Regions from separate parts of the Homo sapiens genome. Here region 2 is linked to region 1. Evidence: chromatin contacts called from ENCODE Hi-C or POLR2A ChIA-PET data. All regions are on one chromosome and are shown on one strand. The core of a region is the stretch at or near the end of the contact, and the rest is flanking DNA. Distances in the headings are between cores, read along the strand shown. Region 1 overlaps PLA2G6 (phospholipase A2 group VI). Region 2 overlaps KCNJ4 (potassium inwardly rectifying channel subfamily J member 4).

Region 1 (4,307 bases), core at 1,422-3,921:
CAGTAAGCAGAGATTGCGCCACCGCACTCCAACCTGGGCAACACAGTGAGACTCCATCTCAAAAAAAAAAAGCCTTTATCATAAAAGGCAAGTTATTGGTTACCCTTCTTTGGGAAGAGGGGACAAAAGGAGGGCTTCTGGGGTGCTGTAATGTCCTATCTCTAGATTCGAGTGGTGGTTACACAGGTGTTTGTGATAAATCACTGAGCTGTATATCATTTTCTCTATATGTGTTATATTTTGCTATTTTTGAAAAGTTTAAAGAGAGAAAACAGGAGGAGAAGAATGAAGACAGTGGAATATAAGCAGTCTCTGGAGGAAAAAGTAGAGTCAAGAAATAATTTTTTTTTAAAGAAAAAAATAACCCATTGTATAGCGATGGAAAATAACTTAGGTCAGGACATTATAACAGAAAACTACAGACTGGGAGGCTTAAACAACCTTTATTTCTCACAGTTCTAGAGGCTAGGAAGTCTATGATCAAGGTGCTGGCTGATAGAGTTCCTGATGAGGGTTCACTTCCTGGTTTGCAGATGGCTATCTTCTCGTTGTGCCCTCACATGGCAGAGACAGATCATCTCTTTCTTGCCTCTTCGTCTAAGGGCACTAATCCCATTCATGAGGGCTCCATCCTCATGACCTAATCACCCCCATAGTGCTCTACCTCCTAATACCATCACACGAGGGATTGGGGCTTCAACATATGATTTCGGGGGGATACTTTCAATCCATAGCAAAAAATATATAGTAGAAAAGGGGAAAGTGTTATGTAGGAAAGAGGGGAGATAATTGTTCAAATGGTGTCAAGAAGTAGATGACAGGAGATGATGGCCTTGAATGGGGGGACCACCCTCAGCTAAACACATCGGTGCTGACAACAGGGAATGTGGAGTAGGCGGGGACAGAGGTGTGTGCATGGGGTAGAGGGAATTCTCCTCTGGCTATTTCTATTTTCTCAGCGAGACAGCAGCAGGGCTATCAGCTGAGAGTAAGCGTGGAGGGGAAGGGGCTGCAGGCTGAGGGGAGGGAAGGAGGCATGCCTTCTGGGAGAGGGGTGAACAGAGAAATGCAGAAAGACGTCAAACCACATCATAGGCTCACTGTGGCTCATGTCGTGATTTCAAAGTGAGAGCAATAGGGCCGGGCAGGGTGGTTCATGCCTGTAATCCCAGCACTTTGGGAGGCCAAGGCAGGCATATCACCTGAGGTCAGGAGTTCAAGACCAGCCTGGCCACCATGGCAAAACCCTGTCTGTACTAAAAAAAATACAAAAATTAGCCGGGTGTGGTGGCGGGTGCCTATAATACCAGCTACTCAGGAGGCTGAGGCAGAGAGAACTGCTTGAACCCCGGAGGTGGAGGTTGCAGTGAGCTGAGAGTGTGCCACTGCACTCCAGCCTGGGCAACAGAGCGAGACTCTGTGTCAAAAAAAAAAAAAAGAAAAAAAAAAAAAAAGAAAGTGAGAGCAGTCAGCAAAAAGGTATGTTCCCCTAGCCATGGTGGAGAACTGAAACCAAGCAGTTCTGGGGTGGTGATGCCAGGATGACGAAGAGAGAGAGAAGCAAGGAGGCAGGAAGTATAGGTGAAGGAGTGACAATGACAGGCCATGGAGTCCATGCTGGGTACAAAGCAAGGCACATGAACGGGATGGGGCTGGGAAAAGCGGCCAGGAGCAATTCCCTGTCAATGGGGAAAAGCACTGTGTGGGTGGAGGACTAGAGGGAATGAACTGGAAAGACAGAAGGCAGAGACTGGAAAGTGGGGTGCTTGAAACTTGTATTTACGGGAGAGCTGCTGTCACTGGCGATGATAAAGGCCAGCGCGTGGTCATGTGAATGTGGAGGGTCAGGAACCAGAGGCAACGCTGAGTCAGGGGCTCACATCTTTGAGGATGTGGGGGAGCACCCCAGGCTCGTAGATACCTATCACCGGGGTGACAGCAAGTGGTATTGTAGGGTGACAGAAGATTCAAGGCTGGGGGCAAGGAGGACCCTACCCCACCTCCAGGCCCAGTGGGAGAGGGACTGGGAGAGAAAACTCTCAGGAGGCTGCGGGGCAAGCGGGTCCTTCAAGGAGAGCCAGGTGTGGGTTACAGTGAGGAGGCAAAGGGGAGATTCAGGGAGAAGGCTGAGGCTCTGGAGGACACACGGGGGTGTGTCTCTTCCCTCCCTTCTAGAACCCCAGGCTGAAGCCACCTGGCCTCCACTCAGAAGCCTCTGCTGTGTCTCTGCTGGGGTGGGAGGGGTCTGTGGCTAAGCCTCAGGGGACCTGCAAACCTCTTGAAAGTGGCTGTGTGAGCCTGTTCTCATTCCCCAGGGACCTCAGGGGGTCCTGGACCAAAAAAAATGCCAAGGACCCTCACGCTAGAGCAGTACCTGAGTCCCCAGTTTCAAAGCCCAGCACAGGCCCTTCCTGCCCACAGGCTCCCCACAGGGCCCCTCCTCTGTCCTCTGGGCCTTTCCTAGTACCTTGTCTCTGTAGGGCCTTTCCCTCCAGCTGGTGGAGTCTTCTGGACCCCTTAAGGTCTATCTCTACCCCAGCCACCCCAGTGGAGCCTTTCCCACGCCCTCTGGTCAACACACTTGGCCTTCAGCAACCATGGATACATCTAGCCACTCGGCAGATATTTACCGTGCACCCACGGAGAGCGTGGCACACCACCAGGCATCAGGAACGCAGAGGAGACTTGGCCCCAGGCCCTGTCCCTCAGGAGCCCTGCAGTCTGGAGGGGAAACAGATGTGGAAACAGACCCACGGCAACCTAAGGCAAGAGGGGCTGTGTCTTGGCCACATGGGGGGTGCTGAGGCTCTGAGTGGGAACAGGACAGGCCCACAGAGCAGGAGCCGTGTGTCCAGCCAAGGAGTTGGGAAGGAGCATTCTTAGCAGAAGGAGAAGCAAGGGCAAAGAGGCCGTGTCGGGGACAAGGCCTGTGTAGGGAATACAAGGCCCCACTCTAAAGTTATCTCACTGAAGGCTGGGTACAGAGCCTCCTTTTCTCGCAGAGACCTGCCGCTTTCCACTCTGCTTGGTGAAGATGGGATGTGGGAGGACTGAATGGATGGAGGAGCTGGCCCCAGAGTACGTGGCCAGGACACAGGGCACTCCACTTATCTGAGGTTTCTGATAAGCAGTTTTATGGCAAAGTCCCAGTCCAGAGAGCCTCAAAAGTCAGCTCCCGGTAGGGAAGCACAGATCACACACTTCTATCATCCTTCCCAGGATGCCTGGGAGGTACAGCCCTGTTTCTGCTGAGATACCAGTGAGAGGCTGGTTGATTTCATCAAATGTCATCTGTTACAAGTCAATGCCAGCCGTAAATGATTAATCTGTACCAGGAACAGAAGTATCTATGCTATCATAGTGTACACAGGCATATTACAAGTGACCCCTGGGGGCTCACACGGGGAGAGCCAGGGCCCCCGCACCATAGGTCAGGCAGGAAGGGCCAGGATCAGCCCAGGCGGGTGGAGCTCCACTCAGCTCGCCACACTACAAAGCAGCCCTGATGTAAGAAAGGTAAACGAGTGGGTTCTGGAGCCAGGTGACAGGGTCTGAATAATCGCTACGCTGACCAGCTGTGTGATCTCAAATTCTGCAAGCCTCTGTTTCCTCATCTGTAATAGGAGGTCAGTAATGACCCCACCTCGTGGGACTGTCGTGAGGATAACATGAGTTACTACTTAGACTAGTGCCAAGCCCAGGCATGCAGGACCTGCTGGGAAACTGCAGATGCTCCTGCTGCTGTCGCTGTCTGTATCAGCAGGGTCCAGTCTCTCCGCCCAGCAGCAGTGCTGTGGGACTCTCCGGCCTTAGGTTATACAACCCAAGAATTCAGAAGCTCCTAATTCCATCCCCCAGGTCCATCCAGAAGCTCAGCCTGGCAGCTCACTGCAGCAACAGCAGCAAAAGAACAACAGAAACTCCTCCACCTGGAGCGGAAGGCTAGCAGCCCATGCTCACTCTAACACGCGTCAAGTACTCAGGACAGTCCAGAGGCCTCTAGGGCAACACAGGAGGAAGATCGTTTAGAAGGCAGAAACTCAGCCCTGGCCAGAGGCAAGTCCAGTGCACCAGGCCTGCTCTCCACAGACCGCAGGGTGTTGAGAGGAGCTGGGAGAACACTGCAATGACCACCCCCGGCCCTGGAGAACCCCAGGGCTCCAGCAGTGCCCTGATGACCCTCCTCCACAGCCTCGACCCCACCCCACCCCATCGCAGCCCTCACTCCAGGTCACAGCCTAGGCCTTGGCATTACTGCTTCTGGGACCCCTGATAACCTCAAACCCTGCATCCCAGTCCCCATCCTC
Region 2 (4,329 bases), core at 461-2,960, 270 kb after region 1:
AGAAGCAGGTGAGCCTGGACCAGGACCTAAGACTTCCTCTGCCCCGGCAGGCGGAGGGTGGCAGCAGAGGTGGCTCTGATGACAGGGTCTGAGCCAGTGCCACCCAGTCCGGCCCAGCTTAGAGACTGGGGTCCATAGACCAGGAAGCTAAAGCCACAAGGATCCAGGTCCTAGTCCCTGCCCCTCAACACTGCCCCTCCGGCCCTCCTATGCTCACTGTTCTGGAAGCTTCCTGATGCCCATCTTGGTTCCTCCCTGTCCCTCTGTCCTGCTTGCCCTGAGCATAGGGAGCCACGGAGGCGCTAAGCCCGCTTCCCTCCCTGGATTCCATCTCTGCACTTTTGGGCTTCTCGGGGGCTGGACATCCTCCTGTGCACTAGCCACTGGCCACGTGTGGCTCTTTACATTTAATTAAAACGAAATAAAATATTAACTGCAGCTCCTTCCTTGCATGAGCCACATTTCAAGTGATCAGGAGCCACATGTGGTCAACGGCCACCACACTGGACAGAGAAGACACAGGAGAGTTCTATCACTGAGAAATTTCTGGCTGGGCACAGGGGCTCATGCCTGTGATCTCAGCATTTTAGGAGGCCGAGATGCAAAGATTGTTTGTGCCAGGAGTTTGAGACCAGCCTGGGCAACAGAGTGAGACCCCATCTCTACAAAAAATAAGAAAATTAGCCAGGCATGGTGGTGCATGCCTCTGGTACCAGCTACTCAGGAGGCTAAGGCAGGAGGATCTATTGAGCCCAGGGGGTCAAGGCTGCAGTGAGCTGTGATCATGCCACTGAACTCCAACCTGGGTCACAGAGCAAGACCCCATGTCAAAAAAAAAAAAAAAAAAAAAAAGAAAGAAAAAGTTCTACTGGGACCCGCAGCCCCACCTGGGTCTGAGCTCCTTTCTTAGACTCTTCTCTCCCAGTGTTGCTTTGAGTCCTTGAGCCCAAATTCCTGCCCAGTGCCCACACTTGTTAGGAGCAGTGGTGAGGGGAGAATCCAATGTGACAGTCAGGGTGGAGGAAGGGGGAGCCCCCAGCTCTGACTCCTCTGTAGACATCGCTATTCCCATGTCCCAGGTGGCTCAGAGATGGAAAGCCACCTGCCAGCCACAAAGCTGGCAGTGGATACAAACTTGCGTGGCACCAACATGAATGAGTTGATGGCGGGGAGACAGGGAGTGGGAGGGGAGGACACACCTCGGGCAATTCAGTTCACCTCTCAGAGCCTCCATGTCTTCATGTAACATGGGCACCAAAACTCCCTACCTCATGGGACCTACGGGGACAGCAGGTGCTGGGGTAAAGCCATCACCCTCCTGCCTTCCTTCCCACACTTCCCAGGAGCTGGTGACAGGCAGGATTTGCCTGTCAAGCATCCCCAGCTGTTGCAGCAGAAGAGGCCCCTCACCCCACTGGGTGGCGGGATGCGCCTCGGGCCCGTAGAGGACAGACCTTCTCTCCACCCCTCTCTGCCATTGCGTCCCCAGGGAAGACATGCTGCTGCCCCAGGCCCCAGCAGCTGGCAGGGCCAGGACTGGGCCTGGGTTCCCAATAACATTTTGGCCCAGAATTACATAAGGCTGGAAGTTTCTATTTTCTGTTCTATTCTTCTTCCTGATCTAATTGTGCATCTGTGGCAATGTTTATACACTTCCCCGGTTCAGGACAACTCGGTTGCCGCAGCAACCGGTACGCGCCAACGCTATAATTTAGAGATCAACAGCCTCAGAGCCTGCCTCTTCCCAAGAGAAACTCCCTCTCCGGGCCCAGGGAGAGTGAGCCCTGCCCCCACCTCCTCCCCCGCGGTCACCCACCCTGACTCCGAGTTCTTCTCCCTATTCCCCTGGTTCTCAAAGAGCTCCCTGGCTCCTACAGTCCTGGGTTGAAGTCCTAGATCCACTGTGTGACTTGGGCGAGCTGTTGACTACTCTGAACCTCAGTTTCCTCATCTTGAAAATGGGGCTGACTGGGTGCGGTGGCTCACGCCTGTAATCCCAGCACTTTGGGAGGCCGAGGCGGGTGGATCACCTGAGGTTGGGAGTTTGAGACCAGCCTGACCAACATGAAGAAACCCCGTCTCTACTGAAAATACAAAAATTAGGCCGGGCATGGTGGCGTGTGCCTGTAATCCCAGCTACTGGGGGGCTGAGGCAGGAGGATCGCTTGAACCTGGGAGGCAGAGGTTGCAGTGAGCCGAGATCGTGCCACTGCACTCCAGCCTGGGCAACAAAGTGAGACTTCGTCTCGAAAAAAAAAGAAAATGAGAAAATTGGGCCAATGAGATATCATGCTGGAGACCCGACAGGTCATGCAGGCACGGCCTCTAACGTAATGCTGGCCCTTCAGAGCTGGGAGGCCCAGACCCTCTTTGCCCCCTCCCGCAGCATCCCAGCAGCCAGGGCTCCAGGAGAAAGGCTTGGGGTTCTGGGGCCAGGCACACCTTCTGCTCTGTAAATAGAGTTTTCAGGGAGGCCTTTCTTTGCTAAATGTATTCCCCCTGTTCTGTCCCACTGCCTGAAATGGCTCCAGGGGCACCGCGGACTGTCAGGACAGGAGGAGCATAGGGTCACCGAGTTCAGGACCCTCATTTTATATCGGAGACCAAGGACATCCAGAGATAGGAAGGACTTGCTAAGAGTCCCAGAGTGGAGCCAGGTGGGCCAGCCCTGAACAAGGCCTCACCCCCACCCCAGAGCTCCTCATCCACTTCCTCCCTGCAGGGGGCTGGAGTGGGTTTTGGGGCAAGGGAAGAGAAGAAACCAGCCAGTCCAAACTGGACCACCATCCACAGGTGTGCAGGATAGAGGCAGAGGGGACAGGGTGTGGCGGCCCAGGCCTTCAACGGGTGAGGTCACTGAGCTCCAGAGAAGGTGGGGGGCCCTGCCCAAGGCCAAACACAAGCCCAGGGTTCCAGGGGATCCCTGGTTCTCTGCCCGGTGGGATTGCCTCCTGACATGGCGAGTTCACCTGGTGCTGCAGACGAGATCTCTTCCTGGACTTCCCCACCTCTGGAGGGGCCTTGGGGGTAAGGGAGCCGATCCCCTGATGGCTACAGAGATTGGGCATCCCCTCGCCAGCAGTGCCCACTCCTCCCCATTATCGAGTGCCCAGGGTCAATTCTGAGCTTCCACAATCCTCAGCCCCAGCGGCAACACTCACTCCCCAGGCCCACCAGCCCACTGGCCTCCACAGTGCAGCCCGATGGGGACATGGTTTACCCCTCACCCCGGTGCCTCCCCGACAGCCCACAGCAGGTGTCCTGAGCCCTTGCTATGTGCTGGGCCCTGTCTTGGGTTCCCAGTGCCCCCAGCACATCCTGGAGCTTAGCAGGAAAGCTGCTTCCCTGGCACTTCTCAGACCTCCACCCTTCCCCATGGAGCAGCCTCTGTGACATCCCATCCCCCTGAAAACCCTTGGTCTGCAGTGACTTGCTCAAATAAGAGCACGCTGCTGCCACCACAGACCATTTTAGCAGGAGAGAGAGGTTCAGCTGCTAATTCGAGGCTGACCCGTGCAAGGCCTGGCCAAAAAGTGAAGGGTATGAGCTTGGCATTGTGTTCTCATGTGACAACCACCAGGAGATGGCCAGATTTTCTCTTCCTTGTCACATGGGGCTTCCCAGGGAAGGCTGACGATGGCAGGAGAGGGTCAAAAGGCCTTGACAATTCAGTACCATCCTCCTCTGACTAGAGATGTTTTTTTTTTTTTAAAGGGCCCTGCTGGGCTAGGTGACTCACGCCTGTAATCCCAACACTTTTGGAGGCTGAAGCGGGCGGATCACAAGGTCAGGAGTTCAAGACCAGCCTGGCCAACTTGGTGAAAGCCTGTCTCTACTAAAAATTCAAAAAAATTAGCTGGGCATGGTGGCGGGCGCCTGTAATCCCAGCTACTAGGGAGGCTGAGGCAGAAGGATTGCTTGAACCTGGGAGGCAGAGGTTGCAGTGAGCCAAGATTGAGTGACCGCACTCTAGACTGGGTGACACAGAGAGACTCCATCTCAAAATAAATAAATAAATAAATAAATAAATAAAATAAAATAAAATAAAATAAAAAAGACCCCTGGTTGTTTAGGTGTCTGCTTTATCCCTATGATTAAACCACTTTTGTGGATGCAGGGATGCAGGGCCTAATTTGCTTGCATGGAATGTGCACTAGAAGAATGCAGTTTGAGGCTTGTTTTCTGCGATGGAGGCCCTGGGAGGTGGAGAGGCCCTCTGTCACAGCCCTGGTATGTGACCTTGAACAAGTTCTTCCTCTCCCTGGCATCAGGTCCTCCTCCAATTAAGGGACTACTCATCCTCCCCAACTTTTTTGAAGGTCACAGAGC

The links. Hi-C counts contacts between places; a loop is a spot of excess contacts on that map. ChIA-PET counts read pairs that join two places held with the same protein, here RNA polymerase II (POLR2A).
Region 2: a map of ovary shows a loop between it and region 1 (5-fold over the local background). The contact joins two enhancer-like sites. A Hi-C loop is called at or near these places in 1 of 168 maps with a recorded cell type or tissue (ovary). POLR2A ChIA-PET finds 5 or more read pairs at or near these places in 1 of 52 experiments (naive thymus-derived CD8-positive, alpha-beta T cell).

What each region holds. Positions count from the first base shown.
Region 1 is chr22:38,160,785-38,165,091 of GRCh38, forward strand. The region is part of intron 2 of PLA2G6 (phospholipase A2 group VI); the gene reads right to left. Among named protein-coding and RNA genes, the nearest start is that of PLA2G6, 19 kb to the right of the region's middle. RefSeq lists enhancers at 1,434-1,483, 2,937-3,437, 3,438-3,938. Within about 2 kb of position 2,672, at least 6 of the 41 ENCODE cell types and tissues checked have a DNase peak (open chromatin) inside an H3K27ac peak, as active enhancers do.
Region 2 is chr22:38,428,255-38,432,583 of GRCh38, forward strand. The region is part of intron 1 of KCNJ4 (potassium inwardly rectifying channel subfamily J member 4); the gene reads right to left. It overlaps LOC101927183 (a long non-coding RNA gene), which reads left to right. Exons shown (of 3, transcript XR_938252.3): 3 at 3,715-3,754. Among named protein-coding and RNA genes, the nearest start is that of KCNJ4, 25 kb to the right of the region's middle. Within about 2 kb of position 1,711, at least 2 of the 41 ENCODE cell types and tissues checked have a DNase peak (open chromatin) inside an H3K27ac peak, as active enhancers do.